Regions from separate parts of the Homo sapiens genome. Here regions 1, 3, 4, 5, 6 and 7 are each linked to region 2. Evidence: chromatin loops called from intact Hi-C (ENCODE). Cell type or tissue: heart right ventricle. All regions are shown on one strand. Links, peaks and the distances in the headings refer to the core of each region. The heading gives the core; the rest is flanking DNA.

Evidence for each region. Peaks named below come from ENCODE experiments on the same cell type or tissue, not always from the same donor. Only the 100,000 strongest peaks of a DNase experiment are listed, where the experiment ranks them.
Region 1: a loop joins it to region 2, with 8 times the contacts of the local background. A loop is called at or near these places in 107 of 110 quality-filtered maps.
Region 3: it touches region 2 in a loop (5-fold over the local background); 29 of 110 quality-filtered maps call a loop at or near these places.
Region 4: it touches region 2 in a loop (4-fold over the local background); 41 of 110 quality-filtered maps call a loop at or near these places.
Region 5: a loop joins it to region 2, with 6 times the contacts of the local background. A loop is called at or near these places in 93 of 110 quality-filtered maps.
Region 6: a loop joins it to region 2, with 5 times the contacts of the local background. A loop is called at or near these places in 54 of 110 quality-filtered maps.
Region 7: it touches region 2 in a loop (6-fold over the local background); 18 of 110 quality-filtered maps call a loop at or near these places.

The regions. Positions count from the first base shown.
Region 1 is chr5:149,440,284-149,444,689 of GRCh38, forward strand. No RefSeq gene overlaps it. Among named protein-coding and RNA genes, the nearest start is that of MIR145, 12 kb to the left of the region's middle. RefSeq lists enhancers at 911-1,728, 1,729-2,546. In heart right ventricle, for the core only: CTCF peaks have their summits at 2,424 (motif pointing right) and 2,624; a DNase peak (open chromatin) is centred at 2,418; H3K27ac peaks cover 2,449 bases.
Region 2 is chr5:149,563,015-149,567,420 of GRCh38, forward strand. It overlaps a transcript of ARHGEF37 not described here. Among named protein-coding and RNA genes, the nearest start is that of CSNK1A1, 14 kb to the left of the region's middle. In heart right ventricle, for the core only: CTCF peaks have their summits at 1,920 (motif pointing left) and 2,127; a DNase peak (open chromatin) is centred at 1,707; H3K4me3 peaks cover 337 bases; H3K27ac peaks cover 2,398 bases.
Region 3 is chr5:149,127,911-149,132,316 of GRCh38, forward strand. No RefSeq gene overlaps it. Among named protein-coding and RNA genes, the nearest start is that of ABLIM3, 11 kb to the right of the region's middle. In heart right ventricle, for the core only: CTCF peaks have their summits at 326 (motif pointing left), 525 and 2,646 (motif pointing right); no DNase peak of the experiment used is centred there; H3K27ac peaks cover 489 bases.
Region 4 is chr5:149,315,533-149,319,938 of GRCh38, forward strand. AFAP1L1 (actin filament associated protein 1 like 1) reads left to right here. Exons shown (of 19, transcript NM_152406.4): 10 at 289-382; 11 at 619-771; 12 at 2,197-2,408; 13 at 4,050-4,195. Among named protein-coding and RNA genes, the nearest start is that of GRPEL2, 28 kb to the right of the region's middle. RefSeq lists enhancers at 1,685-2,239, 2,240-2,792. In heart right ventricle, for the core only: a CTCF peak has its summit at 1,834 (motif pointing right); no DNase peak of the experiment used is centred there; H3K27ac peaks cover 3,777 bases.
Region 5 is chr5:149,374,867-149,378,866 of GRCh38, forward strand. It overlaps IL17B (interleukin 17B), which reads right to left. Exons shown (of 3, transcript NM_014443.3): 2 at 1,870-2,159. Among named protein-coding and RNA genes, the nearest start is that of IL17B, 2.4 kb to the right of the region's middle. In heart right ventricle, for the core only: no CTCF peak of the experiment used is centred there; a DNase peak (open chromatin) is centred at 1,863.
Region 6 is chr5:149,365,101-149,369,460 of GRCh38, forward strand. It overlaps PCYOX1L (prenylcysteine oxidase 1 like), which reads left to right. Exons shown (of 6, transcript NM_024028.4): 4 at 842-1,053; 5 at 2,260-2,400; 6 at 2,893-4,360. The coding sequence ends at 3,554. Among named protein-coding and RNA genes, the nearest start is that of PCYOX1L, 9.2 kb to the left of the region's middle. RefSeq lists a silencer at 1,206-1,500 and enhancers at 1,754-2,618, 2,243-2,292, 2,383-2,462, 2,619-3,482. In heart right ventricle, for the core only: CTCF peaks have their summits at 2,557 (motif pointing right) and 2,762; a DNase peak (open chromatin) is centred at 2,551.
Region 7 is chr5:149,266,994-149,271,399 of GRCh38, forward strand. No RefSeq gene overlaps it. Among named protein-coding and RNA genes, the nearest start is that of AFAP1L1, 2.7 kb to the right of the region's middle. In heart right ventricle, for the core only: a CTCF peak has its summit at 2,154 (motif pointing left); no DNase peak of the experiment used is centred there; H3K4me3 peaks cover 89 bases; H3K27ac peaks cover 4,000 bases.

The DNA of each region.
Region 1 (4,406 bases), core at 264-4,263, 120 kb before region 2:
GCAAAGCTAAGCTCCCTGCCAGAGGTCACATAGCATGTCTGCGATTGTGCCTGGGCCCAAATTCCCAGGCCAGGCTTCTTGAATGCTGCATCAGTTCAAGCTCATTTCAGGAACCTGAGGTTTGCTACCTAAAATCGGCCTGTTGGATCTTGTTCAGCCACATGAAACAGCAGATGTGCGCCTGTTCTCTGAAGAGCCCATCCCTGCAGCCTCAGGCACTCAGCCCTTCCCTGCACTGCCTTGGCCCTGGGGCTGAGCCTGAGAGAGAGGAATGGAAGGGCGCTTTGGGTCCTGACAGAGAAGCGTGGGTAAAAGGGAGACAAAAAGGGGGCAGACCCCTAGCATACACACAGATGGGCACAGGCAGGCAAACCCTACAGTCTAGGAAAGTGGGTAGGGGCCAGGCAAGGTGGCTTACGCCTGTAATCCCAGCACTTTAGGCCGAGGTGGGAGGATCACCTGAGGTCAGGAGTTTGAGACCAGCCCAGCTAACACGGTGAAACCCTGTCTCTACTAAAAATACAAAAATTAGCCAGGTGTAGTGGCGAGCACCTGTATTCCCAGCTGCTTGGGAGGCTGAGGCAAGAGAATTGCTTGAACCCGGCAGGCAGAGGTTGCAGTGAGCCGAGACCATGCCGCTGCACTCCAGCCTGGGCAACAAGAGTGAAACTCCATCTCAAAAAAAAAAAAAAAAAAAGTGGGTATGGGCTGGATCAGAATCCTGGATATGGCTTTGATCAAATCATTTAGTGTCTGTGGGCCTCAGTTCCCTCATCTGGAAAACGTGCATTACAGTAGCACCACCTTATAGAGCAGTTCCAAGGACTCAGTGGGGAATCCTTAGAGTGCATTTAGCACAATACCTGGACATAATGCCTGCTGAATAAGTGCTGCTTCTTGTTATTAACAAGACTGAATTGATCTGATCAAAGCAGCTCCCTTTGGTTTCAGCGAACATTTACTGAGTGCCTACTATGTGCAGGCCTGGGGTAAGCCCTGGGGATATTGTGATAAAGTAGATGGAGCTCTGCTCTCACACAGCTCCCAAGCGATCAAGGGAGGCCAACCCAGAAAGAGGCAGACCATTCCTGGAGGCCACCAGGGTGGAGGGGTCCATGTGAGGTGAGACCTTGAATGCCAGACTGAGCTATCTGAACCTTCTCCTGTTGGCCTGGGAGCCACGGAAGGTCTTAGAGCAGGGGTCGCTGACCAAGTCGTCTCATGTAGAAGTGGGATCTCGGTCCCTGCGGCCCACCCGCTTCCTGAGCCATCGTTGAGGACGGTGTGGTGGGAGAAGGGGAAGCTTAAGAGGGTCAGGCACTGGGCCTGTGAGGCCAGGATGGGGGCGTCTTGGCTCAGACAGGGTTGAAGGTGGACTCGGGGAGGCCACACAGAGACGTTAGGGAGGGGATTCGGTCCTGGAGTCAGTAGCAGGGGAAGAATCCATTTAAACTCAACCAAGGGCAGGGCTAACAAGCTTATCTGGGGGTGCGGCTGATCACTGCAGGGGCGTCTCAGGTGATTTTGTTTTCTTTCTGCGTGTCTGTGTCTTCCGTTTTTCTACATGGAGTGACCAGAAGAGATGAGGCCAGCTGTTGTTTGGGAGCCCCGGGATGAGACTCAAGGGGTCGCATCTCAGCGCAGGGCACGGAGGAGCTCCTGTGCAGCTGGAGGAAGGAAGCAGGACTCACTGGCAAGTTCTGGGATGCAGGGAGAGAGGCTTGGACATGCCGGGGCTGCGGCTTTGGGCAACGCCAGCCTCTATGAACCTTGACATCCTCCTCTGTTGGGGGGTAATGATGGCGTGGCAGAGGGGGTAGGCCCAGAGGAGGATCTGGGGCACCCCCCTACCCTCCGGCTCCCGGGCGTGTCTGCGTCCGTGTCATCTTCCGCCCAGGCGTGGGCCAACTCAGCACAATCTGGCAGGGCGAGCCTGGGCACCAGCTGAGGGAGGCTGGGTTCCAGCCCCTCGCTGCCCAGCCTGACCCAGTTGCCCCAACAGGAGGGCCTCCAATTTCTCCTGGGGCAGCCCAGTCACCTGGGAAATTCTGCTCATAGCAAGCAGGAAAAGGCCAGGACTCACGCCCCAATGACGCCACAGCTGGGCAAGCCCTGGGGACCCAGAGGGCCTGGTTCCAGTCCCGCCTGTGGAACAAACTCAAAGTTGCCTTCTCTGGGGCTCAGTTTCCCCTCTGATTACCACCTCAACCAATCCGTGTGTTCATTTTCCCTTTGTGGGGGCATCTACCAAGTGTCAGACCTGCAATAAGCATCAAGCATCAGTGAACCCCTATCCTTAGCCTTGGGAAGCACCCAGCCTGGCTCGTCTGCAGCCCTGTGCCCACGCACAAAACTAGAAGCTGCTCTGCAGGGCCAGTGGGCTTGGCTTCCCTCTGCATCCGCAAGGCGGCAGGTGCCCAGAAGAGGGCAGCAGAGAGCGCGTCTCCAGCCTCCCAGGCTGAATCCCAGTGAAAGGGAGCCTGTGACCTTGGCAGTCGTGGAAGGCCAAGGCCAAGGCCTGGGGATTTTTCAGCCTCACTGTTGTCAGGACAAAGTTTCAGAGGTACCTCTGGCACATTAGCATTCTCTTTGTCCTGGACCCCTGGGCGGCCGACACCCCCGCACTCTCCAGTCCCAGAGCATCCGGCCCTGACACCCTGGCCTGTGCACTGCCCCCCAGGAAGAGTTGTCCTGGGGCTGCTTTCAACCAGCTGTGGCCAGCTCTGGGGAATGGAAGGAGGGTACTGAGGACTGAGGAAGGCTGGGGAGGAGAAGCCCCATCAGCCACGGCAAGTCCCCGCCACCAGGGGCATGGGCTGGTCCTAGGAGCAGTGGGCACCCTGCAGCGCCTTCCACTAGGTAGTGAACGATACCAGTACGTTTTCTAAAGATCACCGTGGTGCCATGAGGAGGACAGACTAGCACTCACATTCAGACACACGCTCATGTTCTCATTCTCACACATGCACACTCTCATGCACACTCATGCTAACACGTTTCACACAAATCACCCCAAACTCACACACTCAGATACACTCACACTCACATGCTAACACAGACATATACACATTCATGCTCACAGTCATACCCTTTCACACCAACACACTCATACAAACCAGAGCTCACCCATTTCCACACAGCTTGCACACTCGCGAACACTCGCCCACACTTATGTATACACACAACACTCACACACTCATACTCTCATACACTAACACACATTCATTTTTCACACAGCTCTTACAAGTGTTCGTGTACACACACTTACATATGTTCACACAGTCACACACACACCCCTCCATATGCTCGCACACACACACACACACTCATGCACTCACACTCGAGGCCTTCCTGGAGTGGGTCGGGTGCAGTCCGAGGGGGCACTGTCAGCTCCGCTGCCTCCTGCCGGGGTTCCAGGGATAATCCCAGCTCTCAGGCATCTGATGTGCCTCCCACCCACTTCTGAAAAGGATTTCAGATGGTTTAGAAAGGCAAAGCCCAATTGAAGCAGGATAATGAAAAAGAAAAACAGAGGAGGGTAGAGACGTTAAAATCTTAACCCCGGTTTCTCCTGGCCCAGGGCCTTCTAAGCCCAGAAGTACTCAGTGGTCTGTGATTTCAGAGCCCCTGCCCCAGGCCACCTTTTCCTGGCCTCTGTCAACGGCACTTCAGCCCTTGTGGGCCTCTCTACTTGTCCCAAGGCGGGCTGTGAGAGGGCTTCTCCCCTGCCACCATGCCCACCACTGCTTGGGGGGTTAGGGCACCAGTCTCTGGTCTCCCTTCAGCTGCCTGAAAGGGGGCTGGGCTGAAGGCAGTTCAAATGACTGCCTCACAAATGGTGTTCCCCGACATCGGTCAGGCTGCCAAGCAAACATCTTGGCTCTACCTCTGTCTTTCCTCGAGATGAACTCCCAGCAACCCAGGACCCTCCAGTGCTGAAGCAGAGTTCCTTGTCTCATTGTTCCAGAGTCCTAGTCTTGATGCTCTACCCATCTGACCCTCAGTCCCAACACAGCCCAGCACAGTTTCTCAGTGAGGGCCTTATTCAGATAAGACACCCAGGGAGTGATGATATGGTTTGGATCTGTGTCCCCACCCAAATCTAACCCCCAGTGTCAGAGGTGGGGCCTGGTGGGAGGTGATTGGATCATGCACGGAGATTTCTCATGCAAGGTTTAGCACTATCCCCCTTGGTGCTGTTCTCATGAGAGTAAGTGAGTTCTCACGAGATTGGGTTGTTCAAGAGTATGCAGCACCTCCCCTCTCTCTCTTGCTCCTGTTCCTGCCATGTAAGACGTGCTGGCTTCCCCTTCCCCTTCTGCCATGATTGTAAGTTTCCTGAGGCCTCCCCAGAAGCTGAACAGATGCCAGCATCATGCTTCCTGTACAGCCTGCAGAACCGTGAG
Region 2 (4,406 bases), core at 205-4,204:
GTTGTGCCTGAATTCCCACAGTTTTGAGAGTCAGCACCCATCTTCATCGTGTCTGAATCTCAAACCCAGCAGTTCCTGGTGTGCTGTCCAGTTCCTTGATCCAGCTGTCTGATCCCGGTTACTCACCTCTGTCTTCCTGTCCCCACCAGCCATCCTTCCTAGACAATGCTGCTTATTCCTGCTTCATCAGTGTTCATTTCTTCTGCCTCTTCCCTGTCAGATTCTAAAGCCAATTGACCTATTTAAACCTTAGCTACCCACCAGCCTTTCTACACCCTTCTTGCTTCCTGTCAGACTCCGAACCTGATCTGAGCTCCTAAATCTTGCTTCCTTGTGTGTGTTCTGTAGGCCAGGCAAATGATAGACTTAAGACTCTTTCTACTTACCTTCTAGCCCCCTCTAACCTATATGCAAGCCATGTTTTGATGATTTGTGGCTTAGGATTTCAAGTTCTGTCATTCTTCTTAGCCTGTATTTTTTTGTGTCCTACACTGTATCATTGATTGCCATAGCTTCTGCCCTAGTTGATATAGGATATGTGAGAGCACTTTGTTTAGGCCATAAACCTCTTAGAAATATACTCTGCTGCTGTTATTATTAGGCAATTCAAGCCAAAGGTGACTTTCTCTAACCTTCCTGGGGGAGGGAGACAAGCTTTCAGCTGAAATAGAAACTTTACAATTATTGTCCAAAGCCAAAAATAAGAAAGTGTAACAACTATGACACGACCACTTCTGGTATCTTCGTGTAGAAGATTCCTTTTGACAAGGTCATCACTGTAGACTTTCAGATGTGTCATAGGAAACAGATAAAAATTTCTAGATTATTCTAAAGGTTTTAGAACCTTTCTTCTAATCAACGTGAAGATATTGAGTTTGAGTTTTCATCTACACTGATTGATTTTCCCACGCATAGGTAATAATTAGTTTAAATTTTTTTTTTTTTTTTTTTTTTTTTTGAGACAGAGTCACTCTGTCGGCCAGCCTGGAGTGCAGTGGCGCGATCTTGGCTCACTGCAGCCTTCGCCTCCTGGATTCAAGCAATTCTTATGCCTCAGCCTCCTGAGTTGCTGAAATTGTAAACATGCACCAACACGCCTGGCTAATTTTTATATTTTTAGTAGAGATGGACAGGGTTTCGCTGTGTTGACCAGGCTGGTCTTGAACTCCTGTCCTCAAGCAATCCATCTGCCTCAGCCTCCCAAAGTGCTTTAATATTTATACAGTGCTTTATACAATATTAGTCTTACGTATGTTATCTTATATCATAAAAAAATTTCATTGGGAAAATAATTTCATTGTTTTAAATTTTAGATAGGGCAACTTAAGCCCAGATATCTTACTTAACTTGCCCAGGTGCACTAAATGACTCAAGGTTGCATCTTGTACTTGAACTCAAATTTTTCTTACTCCAAAGAACCTGCTTTTTCATTTCTCCCGTTTATGCATCTCAGGACTACAAAACACCCTGGGAAGGAAACTGCTCATCTCTTTCAAGATTAAGGGAAGATATAAAAACAGACATCCTCGGCCGGGCGCGGTGGCTCCCGCCTGTAATTCCAGCACTTTGGGAGGCCAAGGCAGGTGGATCACCTGAGGCCAGGAGTTCGAGGCCAGCCTGACCAACATGGAGAAACCCCGTCTCTACTAAAAATACAAAGTTAGCTGGGCGTGGTGGTGCATGCCTGTAATCCCAGCTACTCAAGAGGCTGAAGCAGGAGAATCGCCTGAACCCAGGAGGCGGAGGTTGCCGTGAACCGAGATCGCGCCATTGCACTCCAGCCTGGGCAACAAGAGTGAAACTCTCTCAAAAAAACAAAACAACTCCCAGACATCCTCTTAGTAGATCCCATGGTATGGCACAGCAAGGTATGTTAATGAACCCATGGCACATCGTGATCTTAATGATTATACAATGCTGCCATCTTGAGGATATGATCAGTAATTGTTATTCTAGCCAGCCTTCTGTGGCCTAGCATCAGGCACAGCCAGAAAGCTGAATCTGGACAGTCAGATGTTAAATACCCAGCAAGGAGCTACAGTCAAGGAGGCCAAAATAACATTTGAGGAGCCAGGCAAGTGTTAGGAGATTGAGCAAACCTGTGGTGCTTTCAGAACAAGGTAAATGAAAAGGACCAAATTAGGGCACATCAATTCATGTATGCAGGATAAGAAAAACGGGGCCTTTTATTTACTCCCAAAGCACCCTGTTCTTCCTTCTAGTATAGTGCCATCTCACTGTATTATAATTGCTATAAACTGGTTTCTCCCAGTGGACCGATGAGCCATGACAGCAGAGAATAAGTCCTGTTATAGTTATATCTGCATTGTGTCCTCAGCATTAGCACACTGGGTAATAAGTATTTAGTAAATATTTTGTGGCTTAATGAGTGACAGGCATAGGCAGCAGGGGACAAAGTCAAAATAATGGCAGAGCCAGTTTTCCAGATTTCCAGATCAGTGCTACTATCTACTATACAACATATATTTATGAATGGGCAAAAGCATACTGGCTACCAAGAGACACTGAAATATACCTAGCCTTTTAGGTGGCCACCAGCAATGATAGCCATGAGGCATGTCTCTAAGGCTGTAAGCACTGGGCTTATTTATTGAATACCACTTTGGACCAGTCACTGCACTAAGTGCCAGGACTGCAATGAAGAACAAAAAAGATAGCCCCAGCCCTTATGAGGTTTACAGCCTAGATCTAGACTATACTACTGATCAGACAGGGCCTTTCATGGTCATCATGACTTGGTGAGGACATGTGATTCCACAATCTGGTCTTAGCTTTGTAATGTCAGAAACTCTAATTTTTTTTTTTTTTTTTTTTTTTTTTTTTTTTTTTGTGAGACAGAGTTTCCCTCTTGTTGCCCAGGCTAGAGTGCAATGGTGCGATCTCTGCTCACTGCAACCTCCGCCTCCCAGGTACAAGCAATTCACCTGTCTCAGCCTGCCAAGTAGCTTGGATTACAGGCATGTGCCACCACGCCTGGCTTTTTTATATTTAGTAGAGACAATGTTTCACCATGTTAGTTAGGCTCATCACGAACTCCTGACCTCAGGTGATCCACCCGCCTTGGCCGCCCAAAGTGCTGGGATTACAGGCCTGCACCACCGTGCCTGGCCCAGAAACTCTATTTTATCTATGGCTTTGGAAGAAGTTTAGACTCATTGAACCTTCAAAAACCCTATGTGGGACAGGCGAGGTGGTTCACACCTGTAATCCCAGCACTTTGGGAGGCTGAGGTGGGTGGATCACCTGAGGTCAGGGGTTCAAGACCAGCCTGGCCAACATGATGAAACCCTGTCTCTACTAAAAATACAAAAATTAGCTGGTCATGGTAGCAGGCACCTGTAATCCCAGCTACTCGGGAGGCTGAGGCAGGAGAATTCACTTGAGCCTGGGAGGCAGAAGTTGCAGTGAGCCAAGATTGTGCCACTGAACTCCAGCCTGGGTGACAGAGCGAGACTGTCTCAACCCCCCCATCCTCCCCCCCAAAAAAACCAACCAAACAACAACAACAACAACAACAAAAAACCTTATGTTGGGGGTATCGTTATCACCCCAGATTTTTATACCCAGCTCACACAAATGAGGAAACTAAGTATTAAGACAGGCTAGTTAACTTGTCCAAAGTTACAAAAGATAGTAAGTGGAGGAGCCAGGACATGAAATTTCAAGTTCACTGTCCTTCCAGTGTGTGACAAGGACCAGTTTATTCACTTGTTAATGGTTATAGCTTTCTCTGTCAATCCAACAGAACCGTTATCTCACTGAGAACTACATGTCATTCTACTCCCCACTTTCAATTTTATATGTATATATGTGTGTACATATATCTCTTCTAATTATATATATAATCATGTCACTTATTCATTAAATACTTCAGTGTATATTTCCCAATAACAAGACGTTTTCTTTATAACTGTATTAATTTATCAAAATCAAGGAATTTAATGTTGATACAATACTATTGTCTAATCCATAGTCCATATTCAGATTTTATTGATTGTCTCAATAATGATTTATATTTTTTACCAGTCCAGGATTCAATTCAGGATCAAACATTGTATTATTTCTTGTCATCTTAATTTCCTTCAATCTGGAATTTTCAGCTTTTATGTTTCTTCATCTTGACATTTTTGAAAACTACAAACCAGTTTTTCTGTAAAACGTCCTTTAATTTGCATTTATTTTGTTTGTACGTGATGAGATTCAGGTTATACTTTTTGGCAGGAATACCTCTGAAATAACATTGTGTCCTTTCCTTTGCATCATATCAAAAATTACATTATGCCAACCCAGCATATCTCAGTATTGATAACATTAGCTTTTATCTTTTGGTTAAGGTGGTGTCCACAAAGTTATTCCACTTCAAAGTTACCATTTCCCCTTTGTTT
Region 3 (4,406 bases), core at 254-4,253, 440 kb before region 2:
CTACCTCTATGAAGTAGGTATTCATAGAGTCAAAGAAACAGCCTGAAGACATATTACACAAAGAAGAAAAAGGGGAAGGAGAAGACAGAGAAGCAAAAGAAACTGGCAATGCAATGCATACATTATGACGCTTTTTATGAAAATAAAACATCCCAGTTACATGTATGTGTCTGTGTGTGTATAGAAAAGGAATCACCTCAGCCTGGTGATTTCAATGCATTTATTCCCCCAGCAAATGTGCGCTGAGTGCCTCTCCATGGAAGCCTGAGGGGAACCCAGCAGGGCGCAGAGCAAGCAACATCCCTGCCCTCTACTGGCTGGATGAGGGAGGACGATGAGATGCGGTAAGGGGAAAAGAGACGTTCTTTTTTTTAAAGTACCCTGTGTTATCCAAAGTTTTCACAACAATAATTTATTCCTGAATGTGTCGTTACAAACGTGTAAATATGTGAATAAACAAAAGAATAAGGTGGAAGCAGAGAAGGGGAAGGAGAAATGCATGGCTAAGTGCAAAGTATCGGAGGTGCTCATGGAAGGGAGGCTGGGGCCTCTCATTCTAGGCTGCTGTATCACCAGTTCCCCACCCCAAGTAAAATGTCCACAGTGTCTTGGAAAGTAGAGGAAGGAAATCAAGTGATATTATATCTTCTGCAACAAGTATATTCCAATAACTGAAGATTCCACATCTCCCATTGCCTCCTAGTGACCCCCATAGAGCGCTGCCGGCAGGTTACAGCCCCTACAGGGTGCTATCTGAATCATCCTCCATGAATGTCATTACCTGCAGAAATGGTCTCTGCACTATCTTCTCCCTGATCACACGTCTCTTCCCAACCCATGTTCTCTGTAGAGAGTCAACCGTTTACAGAGCCCCCTCCTGATTCTTACTTCTTGAAGGTGCACTCTGCTGCCCACACAGACTACCCAAGGGCAGATCACAGACAGAGGCACATACCTTCCAACCTGACCCCCACCCTGTCCTTGGACTTGTCTTCTGGTTTGCACAGGAAAATTGATAAAATAAACTATTGGCCGATAGGATAGCAAAAATATTGCCCTTAATTCAGTGTGCTCTTTCCTCTTAATAATAAACTAGATTATTAGATTTGGAGTCAGAGCTCTCCATTCAAATTCTGGTTCTGTAAGTTTCAAGATATATTACCTTAGGCATATTTACTCCTATGTAGAAAAATATCACTATTAAATGTGGAATTAAAAGGCCTACCTCACAGAATAGCTGTGAGGATTAAAAGAGGCATTTACAAGTGTTTGGGTTTTGTTATTAATATTGGTGTGTGAGCATGACTGTATCCCATTCTGCTGGTTTCAGGTGCCATCCGTGCATCTGGACATTGCAAGGTGAGGAATAGAAAAAGGTGCCCAGGAAAGCAGAATGTGCCTACCACCCACAACAGAGATAAAATCTCAGTTCCAGCCAAGAAGTGTACACAGAAATACCTCCAAGCAAAACCAGATCTGCCTGTCCTCAGAGATAATCAGAAGGATTCCTTTCAGTTGCCTCAGACCAAGAGCAGCCTGGCTACATTTTTTGCCTCTTGCTTCTCAACTGGCTGGCATTTTCATAGACTTACATTTTAAAAGGCTGTTTACTTAGGAACAAAAAATGAAGTTACATACTCAATTAATTTTAACTTTATGATATTTGGCTTCATTGTCTAATAATCTATTTTTTCTTTTTTTTCTTTTTTTTTTTTTGAGATGGAGTCTCATTCTGTCACCCAGGCTGGCGCGCAGTGACGTGATCTCGGCTCACTCCAACCTCCACCTACCAGGTTCAAGGAAGCAACTCTCCTGTCTCAGCCTCCCAAGTAGCTGGGACTACCGGTGCACGCCACCACACCCGGCTAATTTTTGTATTTTTAGTAGAGAGGGGGTTTCATCATATTAGTCAGGCTGGTCTAGAATTCCTGACCTCAGGTGATCCACCAGCCTCAACCTCCCAAAGTGCTGGGATTACAGGCATGAGCCACCACGCCCAGCCTAATAATCTATTTTAATAATTAAAAAATAGTGTCTCTCTCGTTCTTTTTCCTGTGTGTTTTTATTGATAAATTTCAATGCTTTGAGCAAATAAAACATTTCCCCATTCGATTGCTTCCCGATTTCTTATATGATGTAGCTTTGAGTCCCTGTACTATTTTGGTCTTGCTCCTCTGAAGACCTTGGCTAAGTCCCACTTAGCCAAGTGGTATCCCCAGATCTGCATCCAGAAGTCCAGGTATGTGGTGTTTAATACACAACTGGAAGGTACTGGTCCCTTACTTGTTTCACTCCCTATCCTATTTTAGGCCACATCCACATCAGCCAGCAAGTCAGGAAATGATCATAGGACCACACTTTGAAAACACACATGGGCCAGTGAAACCGAGTGCATTTGCAAATCACTGGGACACATTAACACAACACAGATTCTCAGACCTTGCTCAACCAGTGAATCAGAATCCCTGAAGGTAGGATCACTGGAAATTTTATTCATATGTCCTAGGTGATTCTGATTAGCTGAAATATTGGCAAACACTACCTCAAAGCTCCCTTTCACAAGGATGAGGGATAAGGCATAGAATTTAGGGGTCCTCAATGCCGGAGTTTCCTTTCTTAATCCTCTGAAGCTTCTTTAAACTTTCACTGCCAAGCCAGCAGAGGGTAGCATCTGCAGGGCATTTGGACTACAGAGAACATAATCTGCAGTAACCTTTTTGATTCCTCACGTCTATGATGATAACAAATAACCTGTAATCGTACAGAAAGTCCCTGTCCGAAGTCATGGATTCATTGCATCCTTACACCATGTCTGCAAAGTAGGTGTTGGTCCACCTTCGTGTACGGGAGGAATGTGTTGTCTGAGAGCAGTCAAGTGACATCTCTAAAGCCTTATTTATAATAATTGGCAGTGATAGGGTTTCTCACACATTCCAGGAGGGGAATGAACAGAGGAAGAATTACACATAGTAGCTTCATATTTTAAAACTTACGAGATAACACACACACACACACACACACACACACACACACACACACCACAGCACAACCTTTACTCCCATACCTCACTTCCACCTTCGGCAACCCTGCCTAATAAGAAAGTCCAGGATGCTTCCAACCTACACAGAACCACATTCTTATAGAGGTTATGCAAACAAGTGAAGCAAACTTGTCATCCACACACTTACATGCACAGTCAGCAAAAGTGAGGGAACCGTTTAAATACCACAGGCTAGTTCTCAATTCTTGAAGTGCATGTTAACACCGTAGGCTACTACATTTCAAACCTCAAAGTACAAACAAGCTGCCTGAGAATCTTATTAAAATGCAGATTCTGATTCTGCAGGACTGGGGCAGGGCCTGAGTTTCTGCATTTTTTAGCGAGCTCCCATGTGACATAATGGCAGCTGGTCCATGGGCCATACTTTGAGTTCTAAGTCCAGAGCCTATGTCACCATCTAGCCTCTGCTATTTCTCTCCCTGGATGCAGGCATGAGATGAGAACAGTGGAATACTGACCTTTCCATTTCTTGCCTTTTATTAAGTGAGTATCTCTCCCCATGGGGGGTAATTCTAGAGTTTAAAGACACATATTGTTCATCTATGGCCCCTAAACCATACCTGTTGTTTAATCTCATACCTGAAGAGTGATCGCTCCATAGCTCCAGATTTCTAAGTCATTCCAAGAATTGTCTTAATTAAATGAGATTTTGAGTTCCCACTCATCATATATCACACATCACATATGATGTGTGTCTCACATATGCAACACTATCATTGCCTTAGAGCATGAAGAGGGTATTTTTTTTGTTTGTTTGTTTGTTTGAGACAGAATCTTGCACTGTTGCCCAGGCTGGAGTGCAGTGGAATGATCTCGGCTCACTGCAAGCTCCGCCTCCTGGGTTCACGCCATTCTCCTGCCTCACGCCATTCTCCTGCCTCAGCCTCCTGAGTAGCTGGGACTACAAGCGCCCGCCACCACGCCCGGCTAACTTTTTGTACTTTACTTAGTAGAGACAGGGTTTCACCGTGTTAGCTAGGATGGTCTCAATCTCCTGACCTCGTGATCTGCCCGCCTCGGCCTCCCAAAGTGCTGGGATTACAGGCGTGAGCCACTGCACCCAGCCGAGGAGGGGATTTTGTGTTTTGTTTTGTTTTAATTTTCTTCACTGTCTTCCAGCAGTTTTCAACCAGGAAAGATTTTTGCCTGCCTGGGGACATTTGGCAATATCTGGAGACATTCTGGTTGTCACAACTGACTACTAGCTTCTAGTGGGTAGAGGCCAGAGATGCTGCTAAACATCCCGCAATGCACAGGACAAAACCCATAACAATGATGTATCCTGCTCACAAGGTCAATGATGCCATTGCTGAGCAATCCTACTGTCTTGTAGTCACCCATAATC
Region 4 (4,406 bases), core at 145-4,144, 250 kb before region 2:
CACCTGCCAAATACAGTCCAAATTCCTAAGACATTCATTTCAAAGTGTTATAATTAATTGCCTCCCTCCCCAAATGGACTGTGAATTGCCCAAAGACACAACCATATCTAAGTCATGGTTGTCTTTTCAATACCTGGTATGGTATGAGGCACAGGATAGTTGCTGACAAACATTTGTTAGCTAATTATCATGTGCTGGGGGAGTTGGAGGGAGATTGAACCAATAAAGGGAAATTTGGGTACTTCTGAATGTGCCCTCTGATGAGGGACTGCCTGTGTCCCTCCTCAGAGGCTGTCCCAAGAGAAGCAGACCTCAGATTCTGACAGCGTGGGTGTGGGTGACAACTGTTCTACCCTTGGCCGCCGGGAGACCTGTGATCACGGTAGGAGCCTCTGGGGGCTCAGGCTGGGGAATGCTGGAACTGGGCCGGGCCTTGCCCATGGGCACACAGCGGCAGAGCAGGTTCTGACCATTCTGTAGACCTGGGTAAGGTGACCTGGCCTGCCATCCCTGGAGCTGCAGGCCCATCCTGTATGCAGGCTGAAAAGGCCACAAGGAAGACTAAGGATGGGTGGGACTCAGGGCTCCCTCCACTCCCCTGACCCATTTCCCCAACAGGCAAAGGGAAGAAGAGCAGCCTGGCAGAACTGAAGGGCTCAATGAGCAGGGCTGCGGGCCGCAAGATCACCCGTATCATTGGCTTCTCCAAGAAGAAGACACTGGCCGATGACCTGCAGACGTCCTCCACCGAGGAGGAGGTTCCCTGCTGTGGTGGGTCCAGGGCACGGGGAGGAAGGGTGCTCAGGTCCTGTGTGCGCGGGCTTTGGGGGCTGAGGCCAGGAGACCTCATGCCTCGTCCACCTCACCCCCAGGGCAGGGGAGGGAATCCAAGCCTACTGGGAGGCTAAGCCCCACTCCATTAACACTCTAGGCCTTCCCATCACTTTCCTTCCCAGAGGCCCTGACACTCAACGAAAGGAAAAGCCAGCTGACCACTGTATTTCTATGCTCCCTGTGACCGTAGCCCAAATCACTGCCCATCCCTGGGCCTCAGTTTCTCAGTTTCCTCCACGATAACAAGACAGGGGTATCTTATTTTCCAGCATAGAACGTGCCAGGTTTATAAGTAACAACCCATATTATAGGGAAATTTATTGGAGAAAAATATTTAGGTACTTTTTATTAAAAATGCATTCAATGTGAATTAAAGGTGATTTGAAGGTGAAAACATTATTTTGCTCATGTAAATGTAGCGTTCCATGTACTGGAATCCAGTTTTTAAAAATCGTATATTTTGGATATGCAGTAATATTCTAACCCTGAAAAAAATATTATAAAAGTACATGGCAAGGCCAGGCACAGAGGCTCACCTCTGTAATCCCAGCACTTTGGGAGGCTGAGGAGGGAGGATCACTTGAGCCCTGGAGTTTGAGTCCAGCCTGGGTAACATGGTGAAACTCTGTCTCTACCAAAAATACAAAAATTAGCCAGGCATGGTGGTGTATGCCTGTAATCCCAGCTACTTGGGAGGCTGAGGTGGGAGGAACACTTGAGCCCAGGAGGTTGAGGCTGCAGTGAGCCGTGATAGAGACACTGTATTCCAGCCTGGCTGACAGAGGGAGACCCAGTCTCAAAAAATAAATACATAAATAAATATATGGCTACAAAGAAATATTTTGTAATTAGTGAATCAGAGTGCGTTATGGTAAAAATAGGCAAATTTAAATCTAAAACATTAAGAGGGAATTCTAAACCTGTGGGTCATTAGCTACACAGCAGCTGTGCCTTGGTCAATTTTAAGATTATGTGGGTGAGACATTTTTGTTCCCACATGCTGCCACTGGGTGTCAGCATCATCCATTCTTTTCCATCTTTCAGTAACAGTTTTGATTTGGGGAGAAAAGGCAAAAGAGTTGTGTTTTTTATACACCATATGCAGTAGTTCCTGCCCTTTTCATCAAGGTTGGTGTGGCCCAAAGGCTGTGCAGAGATGTAGGAATGCCATTATCAGTCCATGTTTCACAGCTAAGAAACAAACTCAGAGAAATGCACACCCAAGGTCACCCTGAGGTCACAGGGGAAAGAGAGCTGACCAGGACCCCGAGGCCTTCTTTCCAGCAGACACATGGAGCCGCCTTGCGTCCCCATGCTGTCCCAGGGCAGGCTATGGGAACCTCACACCATTGTCTCCTCCAGGCTACCTGAACGTGCTGGTGAACCAGGGCTGGAAGGAACGCTGGTGCCGCCTGAAGTGCAACACTCTGTATTTCCACAAGGATCACATGGACCTGCGAACCCATGTGAACGCCATCGCCCTGCAAGGCTGTGAGGTGGCCCCGGGCTTTGGGCCCCGACACCCATTTGCCTTCAGGATCCTGCGCAACCGGCAGGAGGTGGCCATCTTGGAGGTGAGAGGAGAGGGTGGGACGTGGGTGGCTCTTGGTCTGGGGACTCTGGCCTGAGTGTCATGTTTTTGTTTGGGGGAGCCCTTGCTACTGACACCATGGGGACTGAAGGGGAAGGAAAGCAAGCCTCACTCCTGTCAGGTGACCCAAGTAGATTATAAGACAACACACAGGACACCCACTTAATTTGAATTTCAGGTAAGCCACGAACATTACCTGAAATGTTTTCATAATAAAATAGGCATGTCCCACGCAACATTGGAGCTTTATTGATACTAAAATATTATTCATTGTTCATCTGACATTCAAATTAAACAAAACATTCTGTATTTTTATTCACTAAATCTGGCAGCCCCAGAACCAAGGTTTGTTTTTTCTCCCTTACCTTAAAATCCCAAGCCTGAAAGGCATTTAGTCTGGTCTAACCATTCAGATTCTGGAATCCCCTCTAAGACTTTTCACCAGTACCCTCCTCTGGTGGAGGAGAAGGTCCACTGCCCCTCCCATTGAGCAATTCAAATTTTAGAAAGATTTTCCCCATACTGAGTTGAAATCTTTAAGCTCCAGGAAGGCAATAATTAGGCCTATTCTGCATACTTTTGTTTTTCCAGAACTCAGCATGATGTCCAGCACTAGAATACTATGGGCTCTAGAAATATTTGTTGAACAAATGAGTGAATGAAGTGTGATTTCATTTCACCGATTCACTGTCCTTCTTACTCACGGGCACTAGCCTCCTCTCTGAGGTCATGCAGAATACGTGGACTCTCTCTTCCACATGGCAACCCTTTGGCAATTTAGAATTTAAAATGTTAACACTACAGGAAAACAGAAAACTACCTTCTGCCATTACAGATAAGGAAACTGAGGCCAGGGCAGCCACATGCTTTATCCAGGGGTCCACAGAGGGCCAGTGGTCTCTTAGTCTTGTCCTAGAATCTGACCTCTTGGTCTTGTTTTCTGCCCAAGACCCCCTGCCTCTCTCAGTTCTTAAATTTCAAAAAATATCGCCTCCGTAACTCACTTTTATTTTTGGTAGTTTGAGATAGGTCTCTTATTTATCTTATACACGAAGGTTTCTGGCAAAAAGTGTGCTTTATGTATTCAAGTTTAGCATTTGTGTGCTAATTTAATTTTATAAGATGCTCTTTAAATGAGAATTAACATAAGTCCGTGTTTAGCTGACTGGCAACTTCTTGGAGATTTTCCTATACACAGTATTGTACTTATTTGGCAACTATAACACAAGAAACTATTTTGATTAAGTTATATGAGAAATGGCCTCTTCTAATAAAAAGTAAATATTTTTTAAAAAATTCAGAGAACACCCAAATGTTGGTTTTATATTCTAATGGTTGGGGAAGGCTCTGAGAATGGAAAGTGAGGGCAGGGAGGCCTCTGTCTTAGAGAGGTCATCAGGGAGGGCCTCCCTGAGGAGGTGACATTTGATTGGAAACCTGAATAGATGGAAGAAGGGAGCCTCTTGGATTTCTGGATGTGTGCTATAATCTTATTCCTCTTTGACCCGAGTATCGGGTACGTAGTCAGTACTTACAAATATTTCTGGGTTTGGCTGAAGTCAACAGGTCTCCAGGAGCCCTGACAGTAGGAAAATGAACTCCATCTTTGCCTCCTGTCCTTCAGGCAAGCTGTTCAGAGGACATGGGTCGCTGGCTCGGGCTGCTGCTGGTGGAGATGGGCTCCAGAGTCACTCCGGAGGCGCTGCACTATGACTACGTGGATGTGGAGACCTTAACCAGCATCGTCAGTGCTGGGCGCAACTCCTTCCTGTAAGTGTCAGCTGCACTGGCCACACCTGCCCAGGACCTTTCCTGTCTCCATCCCTCTCAGAGGCTGAGTCCAGCCCTGGGCACTGGGAGGGAAGGGAGGAGCTAAGGAAAGCTCCGCTTCCTTGGTAAGCTGGAATGAGTGTCTTCCTCTTCCAGCAAAGAGTGGGGAGCTGGCTGAAGGAAGTAGCCCAGAGTCAGAGGCAAGCTGTGG
Region 5 (4,000 bases), core at 1-4,000, 190 kb before region 2:
CAGTACTAGGTTGCGCTGTGGGGATTGTGGAGTAGCCCTCTACCACCTAGGGCCCTCATGTGTTTCCTTTATTTGAGACAGGGTCTCACTCTGTCACCCAGGGTGGAAGTGGCCCAGTCACAGCTTACTGCAGCATCAGCCTCCCCAGGCTCAAGTGATTAAGGCCTCCCTCTGCCTGCCCCACCCCCACTGTGTTTATATTGTTGGGAAACTTAATCCACGGAAATAAAGTGTGGATTATTTTTATTGATGCCTAATTTCCACTGGCAAAGAAGTCAGGAGGTCTGGGTTCTATTCTGACTTAATCTCCATTCATTCAACACTTACATGCTCACCACATGAGCAGTTCTGTCCTAGATTTTAGGTATTCATTGATGAACAAAGCAGACAAGTTCCCTCCTGGTGCTCTCAGGGAGCCTTGCATACAGGGACTTGCTTTGTGACCTCTCCTTTTCTGCACCTCGGTTTCCCCATCTGCTAAATACGGGACAAGGAAGTGGGTGAACTGGACCTGTGGACATGTAGAATTAGCATCACCTTATGCTTGGGAGCTTGCTAGAAATGCAGAACCTCCTAAATCTGAAGCTGCATTTTTATCAGATCCCTGAGTGATTCATTGGCACAATCAGATGTGAAAAGCTCCGTTCTGGAGGATCTTTACCGACCCTTCCAATGGTCACATTCTGGAGCTGCACTGTCCAATGCAGTAGCCACTAGCTTCATGTGTCAAATTAATCGGGCTGAGCATGGTGGCTTACGCCTGTAATCTCAGCACTTTGCGAGGCCAAGGCAGGTGGATTGCTTGAGCTTAGGAGTGTGAGACCAGCCTGGGCAACATAGTGAGATCCTGTCTCTACAAAAAATAAAAAAAAAATCAGCCAGGTATGCCTGTGGTCCCAGCTACTGGGAGGCTGAGGTGGAAAGATTGCTTGAGCCCAGGAGGCAGAGGCTGCAGTGAGCCGAGACCATGCCACTGTACTCCAGCCTGGGTAACAGAGTGAGACCCTGTCTCAAACAAAAAATAAAAAAATTAATCAAAGTTAATCCCTCAGTCACAGTAGCCACATGTCAAGTGCTCAGTAGCTGCATGAGGCTAGTGGCTACCATACTGGACTTTACATCATCACAGAAAGTTCTGGTGAACAGTGCTATTCTAGAGTCTCAGGGTATATGTCATGTGGCTGAAAAATCTCTGGCCTGGGTTTGTGAGTGAGGACCTCAGGGTCAGCCCTTTCCTTCATCTTTGGTCCTTACTATGGGTCAGGCACTGAGCAAGGAAGCGGAGCTACAACCAAGAGAGGACGCTGCTGCCATCGTTATCCAGGGCAATGGGTCTTGATTCCCAAATCGCAGCCTGCTGTGCGCCCTGATCACGTGGAGCTATAAGAAATAGCACTTCCTGGGCCTCACCGCTGGAGGTTTGGATTGGGCATGGGAATCCCTAGGTGATTCTGATGCCGGCACTGGGAAGGCCCAGGTCCAGCATAAGAGACAGACTGGAACACCGCATGGAAGCGCCACACCTGAGAAGGGCGTCCGAGGCCCACAGAGCAGAGGAAGTGACATCTGGGGAAAGCCTTGCAGGCACTTCCATGGAGACTTGAAGAACAATGAGGGCAGTGCTCTGCATGGATATCTCACTTAACAAGACTCTGAGGTACTACTGTTGCCTCCATTTACATTGAGGAAACTGAGGCCCAGAAAGGCTAATCCATTTGCCCAAAGCCTCACAGGCAAGTAAGAGGCAGAGCTAGGGTTCGAACCCAAGCACCCAGACCTCTGAATCTGAGATCTTAACCATTACAATGACTGGGGCACAGGAAAGGTCCCCACCCCCCAAAGACAGCTTGCCACCACTGCCCAGCCTACCTGTAGCCCCAGGGAGACAGGCTCCTCTTGTTGGACATCCACAGCTGCAAGTTGACCTCACACTTTCTCTGGGCCAGCTCTGAGCTGTTCCTCAGCTGGGCCACCATCTCCTCGATGTTCCTCTCATACTCCTCCATGCGGGCATACGGTTTCATCCGTGACACCAGGTCCAGTGGCACCTGGTGAGGGCCAGGGGCCAGGGGCCCAGGCCGCCCTTGCCCCTTCCTCTTGCTTTTGGGGCTCCTGGGCTGGCCCAGCCCCAGGAAGATGGAAATGGTAAGAAGAAACAGCTGGGGAGGAAAGCCACAGGTCAAAGGTGGGAGAGCCAAGTCTCTATCTGGGCCAAGACTTGGGGTCCATGGTCCTTTCCCATTGCTCTTAGGGGTCTCCCAGGCTCAGGTCTGACTCTGCCTACCATCCCCCAGCTCTCCCTCCTCAGATTACCCCCTGTTTCCTCTCTCTTGTGTGTTCCAGCCTCTGGTCTTCTCTCAGTCTTACACTCAGCATGCTCCTTCCTGCCACAGGGACTTTGCACAGCCTCTGCCTGCAGCATTCTGCCTCTTCACCTCCTGGACACCTTCCCACCCCTCGTGTCAGCTTTAGCATCGCTTTCTTAGGGATGCCTCTGGACTTTCTTGGGCTCTCATAACCCACACACCTCTTGCATGACTTCAATCTTAAAGTTTGTGTATACAATTCTTTTATGTGTCTGCCCCCAACTCAGCATGGACTCCGTGGGGGCACGTGTCAGTTTCCACACACTGTCATATCTCCCGTGTCTGCGTGATGCATTCAGTGAACACTCACTGAGTAAATGAATGGCTGTCCCCATCGCTGCCCTTCTGTCATTTATGTCTAAGAAGGAAGACAGTGAACAAGAAGACAAACACCCAAGTCTCCCTAGCGACAAGTCCAGGATGGGCCCATTCAGGGTGTGGCTGGAGAAGAGTGGGGCCTCCTGCTTAGCTGTGCTGGGACAATGGCCTGGGAAACTTTTCTGGGGAAGGGACATGTCAGGTGAGGCATGGCAGGCATGGGCTGAGGGAGTTGAAGTCTTGCAGGTGTGGGAGGGGTGGGTTGGGGGAAGATGAGAGAGGAGGTTTGAACTGGTTAAGAACTTTGCTGTGGCCGGGCGTGGTGGCTCACACCTGTAATGCCAGCACTTTGGGAGGCCGAGGCGGGCAGATCACAAAGTCAGGAGATCGAGACCATCCTGGCTAACACTGTGAAACCCCGTCTCTACTAAAAATACAAAAAAATTAGCCGGGTGTGGTGGCGGGTGCCTGTAGTCCCAGCTACTTGGGAGGCTGAGGCAGGAGAATGGCCTGAACCCGGGAGGCGGAGCTTGCAGTGAGCCGAGATCACACCACTGCACTCCAGCCTGGGCGACAGAGCGAGACTCCTCTCAAAAAAAAGAAAAAAGAACTTTGCTGAATCGAATGGAATGTTGATTAAGAGTGGGTGGGAGGAAGAGGGGATGAGATGAAGCTGGGGAGATGGGCAAGTTATGGGCTAAGGATGTCCTGTCCGCCTGCACTGCCCTTCTCCCCTGAGCCTTCCCTCTTCCAGCCATCCCCCAAGCCCTCCTCACACACACACACCCTCACCCATTGCCATCCACTTCTCCCTCCCAGCACCAGAGTATCAGGAAAGCCTTTGGCTCACAAGGAAGAGGACTCAGGCCCGGCAGAAGCCAGACTCCCCAGGAATCCAGAGAGAAGGGACAGTGCCTGCGTGTGAGGCAGAGCTCCCAGGATGGAGGCACCTCTGACTCCTCTTAAATTGAGATAGGCTCCATATGTTCCCTGTATGCCTCACCTCACAGCCCCACAGCCCCATGGCCCATGCCTGCTTTATCCAGGCTACCCAGCAAGTCTTGACCCTAGGAAACAAGTTTCAGCAGAGCCCCTCTTGGCAGAGGTATTTGCTGGCACAAAATCTGCAACAGAGATTCAAGTGCTAAATTCTTCCTTTTTGGTCCTAGATTCTAGTGCAGAAAAAATGTCTCCCTAACAATAGGCTCTCTCTTTAGAGTTTCTCACAGGGCATTCTTAAACTCTGGCTCTCCACTCGGAGAAACGTAGAATAGAATCAAAGTCCCCCTCCCTCACTCTCCAGATGGGACACTGAG
Region 6 (4,360 bases), core at 361-4,360, 200 kb before region 2:
AGCACTTCTTCCTTATATTCTCCAGATGTCACCCAAAGCTTATTTCCTTACCTCTCTTTCTGATATTTTTCTCCCTTATCAATTATATCCAGACCAATAATGTTGACTTCTACGTTTTATGGGAAATGACTTCTCCCTCTCAGCCCTAGTTTCCTCTTCACTTCCAGACCCACATTTCAACTTTCTGGACACCTCCATCTCGTGTCCTATTGATAACCAAACTCAACATGTTTACAAAAGAAGCCCTAGAATGGGCAACATTTCAAAGGCCAGCCAGTCAGGAAATCCATCGATGGTTCCAATCCATGCTAGTGAGATTGCATGAGTGATAGAGCGACAGGACATGAGCCTGGGGGTGAGTGGGAGCCCTGTCAGATGAAGCGAGAGGAGAGGACAGGCTGGACTGGCAGAGAAGGTGACAGTATCAGCATGAAGTTGCAGTGTGTCATCAGGTCCTAGAAGCTGTGGCAGAACCGACACTGTTGGAGAAGGAGATGTGTCAGCAGGGGTGGGCCGTAGCCCCAGCTGGGTGAAGAAAGGGTTATGAACTATGACCTCAGGCAGGGAGTGGCTCAGAGCAGTGATACAGTTGTTACTCAGCACAGCCGTGATGTGAAGCCAGGCCTAGAAGGATTCCATACCTTCACACTCCCTTTAGGTGGGACAGGCCCGCCACAGTCAGAGAACAGGTGCCAGGGAACATGACCAGCCTCTTCTGCCACCACTCCATGTAGAGGAAGTGATGGGTTCCTGGTGGGCCTCCCAGGCACTATAACCCAGGGGCAGGTGGTCAGGCAAAAAGCCTTCCTGCACAAGGACTCCAGCTCTATGTGTCTTCTAGGATCTATAAGTACCAGGCCCACGGCTATGCCTTCTCGGGTGTGGAGGAGCTGCTCTACTCACTGGGGGAGTCCACCTTTGTTAACATGACCCAGCACTCTGTGGCTGAGTCCCTGCTGCAGGTGGGCGTCACGCAGCGCTTTATTGATGATGTCGTTTCTGCTGTCCTGCGGGCCAGCTATGGCCAGTCAGCAGCGATGCCCGCCTTTGCAGGTAAGCGTCCAACCCTTGGCCTGCCCACCTGCCCCTCCTCCACCCAAGGTGCTCAGAATGGGCTGGGGGTCCCCATAATAACCTCACTTTTATCCAGCTCATTGCAGTCACATAGGCACTCTGCTGCCCCATCCTGCCTGATTCTGGGACTGGCCATGAGTTGGCAGGAGATAGTATCACCCCACTTCACAGACAGTGAAAGCAAGGCTCAGATCACAGGTCCAGTGTGTTTCTACCACTCCCAATTGCTTCATAATCCCTTGCATGTGTGTAAATGTTAGAGCTGAGATAATGCTCTGCTCTCTACACTTTGGTTTCAAGAACTGCCCTGTTGAGGCCTTTGAGCCACTGTGAGAGCACCTCCTCTTCCCAGCTCTTCACGGGAGTGGCTGGGCCTGTGTGTAGCTCACTGTCTGCTAGCACAGACCACAGGAGTGGAGAATGTAGGCTTCACAAGAGCAGGAATCCTTGTCTATTGTTCCCTGATACATTGCAAACACAGAACAGTGCCTAAGTCATACTAGGCACTGGGTATATTTTTGTTAAATAAATGAATGCAAAGGTTTACAATAACAAGCACCTCCCTCGTACCCTCGATACTGTTCATCTGGCTCTGCACATGCTGGCTCCTTCGCAGCCTTCAGGCCCTGCCTCAGTGTCCCCTCAGTGTTCCTTGCTCACTCTTTCAGTATCTTGTGTGTCTCCTTCATAGCATTTTTGTGTAGAGATATATAGAATTCACATACCATATAATTCGCCCATTTAAATTGCACAATTCAGTGGTTTTTAGCACATTCGGAGTTCTAAAACCATCACCACAATCAATTTTAGGACATTTTTATCACCCCAGAAAGAAACCCCCTTGCCCTTTAGCCCTCACCTCCCCAACACCCCCCGGCCTCCCAGCCCTGGGCAGCTACAGATCTGCTTTCTGTTTCTGTGGATTTGCCTAGTCTGGGCATTCTGCATAAATAGACCTCACAATATGTGGTCTCTGGGAGCTGGCTCTTTCGTTGAGCACAGTGTCTTCCCCCCATAGCATTGTGCACTTTGTTGTACTTACTTGTATGTTTGCCATCTCCCCATGCCCATGGTTGGGAGAGTTTTGCTCTGGCAGGGAGGCCCAGTCGAATAGTACTGGACTCCCCAGCCCTCCTGCCCCACGGCCCTGACAACCTATCAGCACCCACTTCCCGCTTTGCCCAGGAGCCATGTCACTAGCCGGGGCCCAAGGCAGCCTGTGGTCTGTGGAAGGAGGCAATAAGCTGGTTTGTTCCGGTTTGCTGAAGCTCACCAAGGCCAATGTGATCCATGCCACAGTGACCTCTGTGACCCTGCACAGCACAGGTGAGTAGACAGGGCGGGAGTGGGCAGGCATGCCATTCCCAGCCAGTGGACAGACACTTCTGCCTCCTTTGTACCTCAGCCCTGGTCTGTGATCCCCCTGGGGAGTATTTCCGAAAAAGCATTGAGAAGCCCCAACCCTGCCAGGTGACACTAGAGGGTGCTGTTTCCCCAATTCAGATGTCAGCCAGAAAGCTGAGACTTCCATCGACCCAGCCTTTTTCTGTTGACCGATGAGGACTTTGAATGACATCCTTGCCCACGCTCCCCCAACTGGCCAGCGGCGGAAGCAGAGCAGAAACTGAGTCTCCTGACTCCATGCCCCTTGCTTCTTCTGCAGCCGCATCAGCATGGAGAGGCCAGGACCCACCATTTAGACAGCCCTGCTGCACCCTGAGCACCAGGGTCTCGTTGTACCTCAATGCTGGACCCCAGTAGGGAGTTCAGTGGGTAGAAGCCAAGGGAAAGTTGACTTTTGTGCTCTTTTCTTTCCAGAGGGGAAAGCCCTGTACCAGGTGGCGTATGAGAATGAGGTAGGCAACAGCTCTGACTTCTATGACATCGTGGTCATCGCCACCCCCCTGCACCTGGACAACAGCAGCAGCAACTTAACCTTTGCAGGCTTCCACCCGCCCATTGATGACGTGCAGGGCTCTTTCCAGCCCACCGTCGTCTCCTTGGTCCACGGCTACCTCAACTCGTCCTACTTCGGTTTCCCAGACCCTAAGCTTTTCCCCTTTGCCAACATCCTTACCACAGATTTCCCCAGCTTCTTCTGCACTCTGGACAACATCTGCCCTGTCAACATCTCTGCCAGCTTCCGGCGAAAGCAGCCCCAGGAGGCAGCTGTTTGGCGAGTCCAGTCCCCCAAGCCCCTCTTTCGGACCCAGCTAAAGACCCTGTTCCGTTCCTATTACTCAGTGCAGACAGCTGAGTGGCAGGCCCATCCCCTCTATGGCTCCCGCCCCACGCTCCCGAGGTTTGCACTCCATGACCAGCTCTTCTACCTCAATGCCCTGGAGTGGGCGGCCAGCTCCGTGGAGGTGATGGCCGTGGCTGCCAAGAATGTGGCCTTGCTGGCTTACAACCGCTGGTACCAGGACCTAGACAAGATTGATCAAAAAGATTTGATGCACAAGGTCAAGACTGAACTGTGAGGGCTCTAGGGAGAGCCTGGGAACTTTCATCCCCCACTGAAGATGGATCATCCCACAGCAGCCCAGGACTGAATAAGCCATGCTCGCCCACCAGGCTTCTTTCTGACCCCTCATGTATCAAGCATCTCCAGGTGACCTACTGTCTGCCTATATTAAGGGTCCACACGGCGGCTGCTGCTTTTTTTTAAGGGGGAAAGTAAGAAAAGAGAAGGAAATCCAAGCCAGTATATTTGTTTTATTTATTTTTTTTAAGAAGAAAAAAGTTCATCTTCACAAGGTGCTTCAGACTTGGTTTCTTAGCTAGAAACCAGAAGACTACGGGAGGGAATATAAGGCAGAGAACTATGAGTCTTATTTTATTACTGTTTTTCACTACCTACTCCCACAATGGACAATCAATTGAGGCAACCTACAAGAAAACATTTACAACCAGATGGTTACAAATAAAGTAGAAGGGAAGATCAGAAAACCTAAGAAATGATCATAGCTCCTGGTTACTGTGGACTTGATGGATTTGAAGTACCTAGTTCAGAACTCCCTAGTCACCATCTCCAAGCCTGTCAACATCACTGCATATTGGAGGAGATGACTGTGGTAGGACCCAAGGAAGAGATGTGTGCCTGAATAGTCGTCACCATATCTCCAAGCTTCCTGGCAACCAGTGGGAAAAGAAACATGCGAGGCTGTAGGAAGAGGGAAGCTCTTCCTTGGCACCTAGAGGAATTAGCCATTCTCTTCCTTATGCAAAGATTGAGGAATGCAACAATATAAAGAAGAGAAGTCCCCAGATGGTAGAGAGCAGTCAT
Region 7 (4,406 bases), core at 181-4,180, 300 kb before region 2:
CCCCTCCACTTGCATGGCCTGCTTCCTGCACACCCTTCCCTGCCCGGCCCTGTAGGTGCTTCAGGGCACGAGCCTCGCTTCAGGAGCCTAAGATCTCGCTTAAGGAGAAGAATCCAAAGGGATGGAGTAAGCTTCATGCAGCATTTCAGCATAAAACAAAAGCTCCTTTTCCTTCAGACACAACCACTGGGCTTGGTTTTAACAACTGTGGAAGCTGAGCCCTGTTGCCTCCATGCAAGTAGGAGCCCCGTGCCCTGGAGCAGAAACCTGAAGGCGCATGGGAAGAAGGAGTTTTCATCCATCCATGAAACTCTTTCTCTTTCTCCCAGAAACAGCCACTGAGATCTCTATCTGCTTTCCGGGGCCCAGGGTGGGCCAGCAGACGTGTGTCATTTCCCTGGATAGGGGCTATAATGGCAACATTGTGCTAAGTGGAACAAGAGAGGTTTTCATTGCAGCCAGCATCAGGCAGACACCCGATCAGAGGGCTCTGGGGATCACCCCACACAAAGGAGCATGGGAGAGGGGCCCTGAGCCAAGGAGAAGCCACACATCCACAGCAGCACACAGGGGCTGGGCAGCACAGCAGCATGTCTCCAGAAGGCCTGGTCACAAGTTCATTTCCCCCTGCAAATAAATAAGCAAATACGACAATCCCAGAGGACAAATGGGACCCCCAGGACACATGCATTAATAGAAGCCAAAACTGGCAGGCCTTACACACCCTTGAGTATGTTTTCACTGACTCATTCCACAAATACTATTACCATTTACTAGGTGTTTGGGCACTGTGCTAGATTCTAAGGATCTAGCAATGAGTAAGACAGCGCCCGCTCTCACAGCATTTGCAGTCTGGTGGGGGACAGGGAAGCATAGGTAAAGAAGCACATAAGAAATTATGTACTATTGACCCAGTGGAAGAACTGAGATTCACACGGCAATGAAGTTGACTTAGGAACCCAGATCTGAGCACCCATCTGTTGTTTTTCTTACTCTTCCTGAAGTCTCCTGAGATCACTGCAGGCTCAGTGAAGAAGGCACCCCAAACACCATAATAAGAAATCTGGACTCTCCGCTGAGGGCCCGGGGAGCCATCACATATTTTTAAGGGGGTAGTTGCACGGTCTGATTGGGATCATGGAATGGTCGCTCTGTTGGCCATGGTGGAAACAGTCCCTAGAGGTAAGGTGACAGGTTAGGAGGCTAGAGTATATTTCTCTCCCTGGAACAAATAGTCCTGAGCCTCCAAATTTTTCTTTCCCAGGGTTTCCCAGTTCCACCTGATAAGCGAAGAATGAGACTAGGGAGTATCATTTGTTTTCACAAGACAGGGAGCAGGAGGGAGTTGAAAGCTTTCTTCCTGGTATTGTTCACTAAGGCTAAATTTGATACCTTCTTACAGAGCTGGAGCTCCCCACATAGCATTCTTTAGACAAAATCCAGGCAAACCTGGAAAACTTGGAAGTCAGCAAAGTAGGTAGTGAAAAGGAAGATATGAGGCAGATTCTAAAAATCCTTGCCAGAGAGTTGCACTCAAAATGAAATGGAAAGGGGAAGAGAAAAGCAGGTATCACAACCTTCATTCCTATCCTTGCCCTGATGCTTATCCCCCAATAACCCACGATCCAGCCAACCTGAACTGCTTCACAGACACGTCCTGCTGCCTTTGAGCTCAATGTCTTTGCTCTCACTGCTCTTTGCCCATAATGTTATCTCCTCATTACACATTCTCAGTTGCCTGCCTTCCAAATATCTGTCATCCATTACAGCCTCCATGATTAGTAAAAAAGTCTTACTTTGTCTGATGGACTCCAAGACCACTTTATTTCTCCTCTGGTACTTTTCATACAATAATTTATATTATATTATTTTATACATGTCTGTCTCCTCTACTAGATTGTAGATTCCCTGAGGGTGAGAATCATTCCTACTTAGCATTTCTTCTCTCAATAGAAACTTGCACAGAGTGCAATCAATATTGCCTAAGCGAATTTATGGGCAGTGTGGATTGTTAGTTTTTATGAGGAATATAGAACTCACTAAAGGAAACATACAGAAAAAAAAAAAAGTTATTCCTTGTCCAAACCCGCAAATAACTTTTTCATCCATCTCAGTTACTCTGACAGCAACCAAGCTGTAGACAACTAGTCAACATTGCCACCTAGTGGACATTATGGGTAATTATTTAAACCAGAACCCCTATACCTTGCCAGCAACAATTTTTTGTTGATTCTCAGAACTGTGCACAGACTGTGTTCTCCCATTTCTATATCCTTCCCAGACCACAGCTCAGTTAATTCCACTCCATAAATTATTCCATTTTCCTTAGCCTTTTTTACTTTTTCGTTCCAATTCTCTGAATATATCTCCAAAGTCCTTGAAAGTTTCTGAAAGTTCTCTAAACATCTCTACAGGCTCATGCCTGTCATCCTAGCACTTTGGGAGGCCGAGGCCGGAGGAGCATTTGATCTCAGAAGTTCGAGACCAGCTTGGGCAACATAGTGAAACCTTGTCTCTATCTTAAATATTTTTTTAAACATTATAAAAATAAAAATATTTACAAAAGCCTCCGTCTGTTTTTGCAATAGTAACATTTCATACTGTTTTTCTAAATTATTTCAAATGAAATATTATGTTTTTAGAAGAATTAGTGAGCTAGCCTGAGAACTTAAAATACAATTTATGGGAGGCCGGGCGCGGTGGCTCACGCCTGTAATCCCAGCACTTTGGGAGGCTGAGGCGGGTGGATCACGAGGTCAGGAGATCGAGGCCATCCTGGCCAACATGGTAAAACCCCGTCTCTACTAAAATACAAAAAATAATAATAATAATAATTAAAAAATAAAATAAAATACAATTTATGGCCTTGTTTCCAAGTGTTCAGAGTTCAAACAATAAACTTTTAAAACTTAATCCACTGGTAAATTGTTGGTTGGCTGCTTTAGAATTGAAACTGACCTTTTCAAATTGGAAAAGGGGACAGCAACAAAAAGGAACTCAGAAAATAATAATGGCTCATATTTTATAGCTGTTTGTGGTTTATAAAGTGGGTTTGTATTATTTCATTTGCCCTACCAACAGTCCTGTGAGGACTTACAGTATGAGGCTTCCCATAGCACAGATGAGCAAGAAAACCTCATTGACGAAAAGTTATTATACTATGTAGTATTTAGATTGGAGCAAAAGTAATAGCGTTTTTTGCCATTACTTTCAGTGGCAAAAACCACTATTACTTTTGCACCAAACTAACAGAACAAGAGCCATGCACAAGTTTTCATACACTGTTCACAACATCACATTTGGTCTGAGTGCTCACACACACACACACTAAATTACTGATGCAATATTTTAAGAAAATGTTAATTTTAATTTGCCCATAAAAGCAATAGAGAAAATATTCCCGGCCAGGCTAGGTGGCTGGCGCCTGTAATCCCAGCACTTTGGGAGGCCGAGGCAGGTGGATCACCTGAGGTCAGGAGTTCGAGACCAGCCTGGCCAACATGGCGAAACGTCGTCTCTACTAAAAATACAAAAATTTGCCCGGAGTGATGGTGGGCGCCTGTAATTCCAGCTACTCAGGAGGCTGAGGCAGGAGAATTGCTTGAACCCGGGAGGCAGAGGTTGCAGTGAGCCGAGATCGCGCCACTGCACTCCAGCCTCGGCGACAAAGGGAGACTTTTCAAGAAAAAAAAAAAAGAAGAAAAGAAAATATTCCCAGTCCAGGAAAGTACAGGAGGGTCTTTCCCAGGCCTTTTGTTGCCTCCATACCTCTGTGGTAGCTGTTCCCTGTTCCAGAATGTTCTAAGTAGGGAACAGTGGTCAGCTCAAAGCTGAAAACCATGGCCTGGCCCATGGTGGGAGGAGCAGTGTCTAGGAGAACAATTGGTCCTGGACTTTATGAAGGGTCTTAAAGTCAGACATTTGATATTGTGTATAAATGAGTGAGACCTATTTTCACAGGGATATACTAATAAGGTGAAGAAGTTGACATTCTTCATACAGCTTTAAACTTAGATCCCATTACTGTTCCACACTGGTCATAGCAATATTTTCTACAATCTTGCGAAAAGTACACTTATATTGCACTGTATTTTGTATGCTAAAAGTATTCATTTCCACATTTTTTATCACCCTGTTCTGCATGTTTTCACGTGTTACTCATTTTTCTATTCTTTTTCTGAATTCTCCCAGATCCTCGTTATGTTTTCACGTTTTAGTACACAAGGAACCTCAAAAGTTGAAAGTGTCCCAAGCCCTTGCCCACCTTTCAGCAAGCCTCTCTTTCTCCCTTTCCCAGGTGCTTTTCTTTCTGAAGATCTTTGTTATTATTTAACTCCTCTTTCGCAACACCACTGACATTGCACCGGCATCGCCGCGGGCCCACTGTCTGGCTTAGAAGGTGCTCA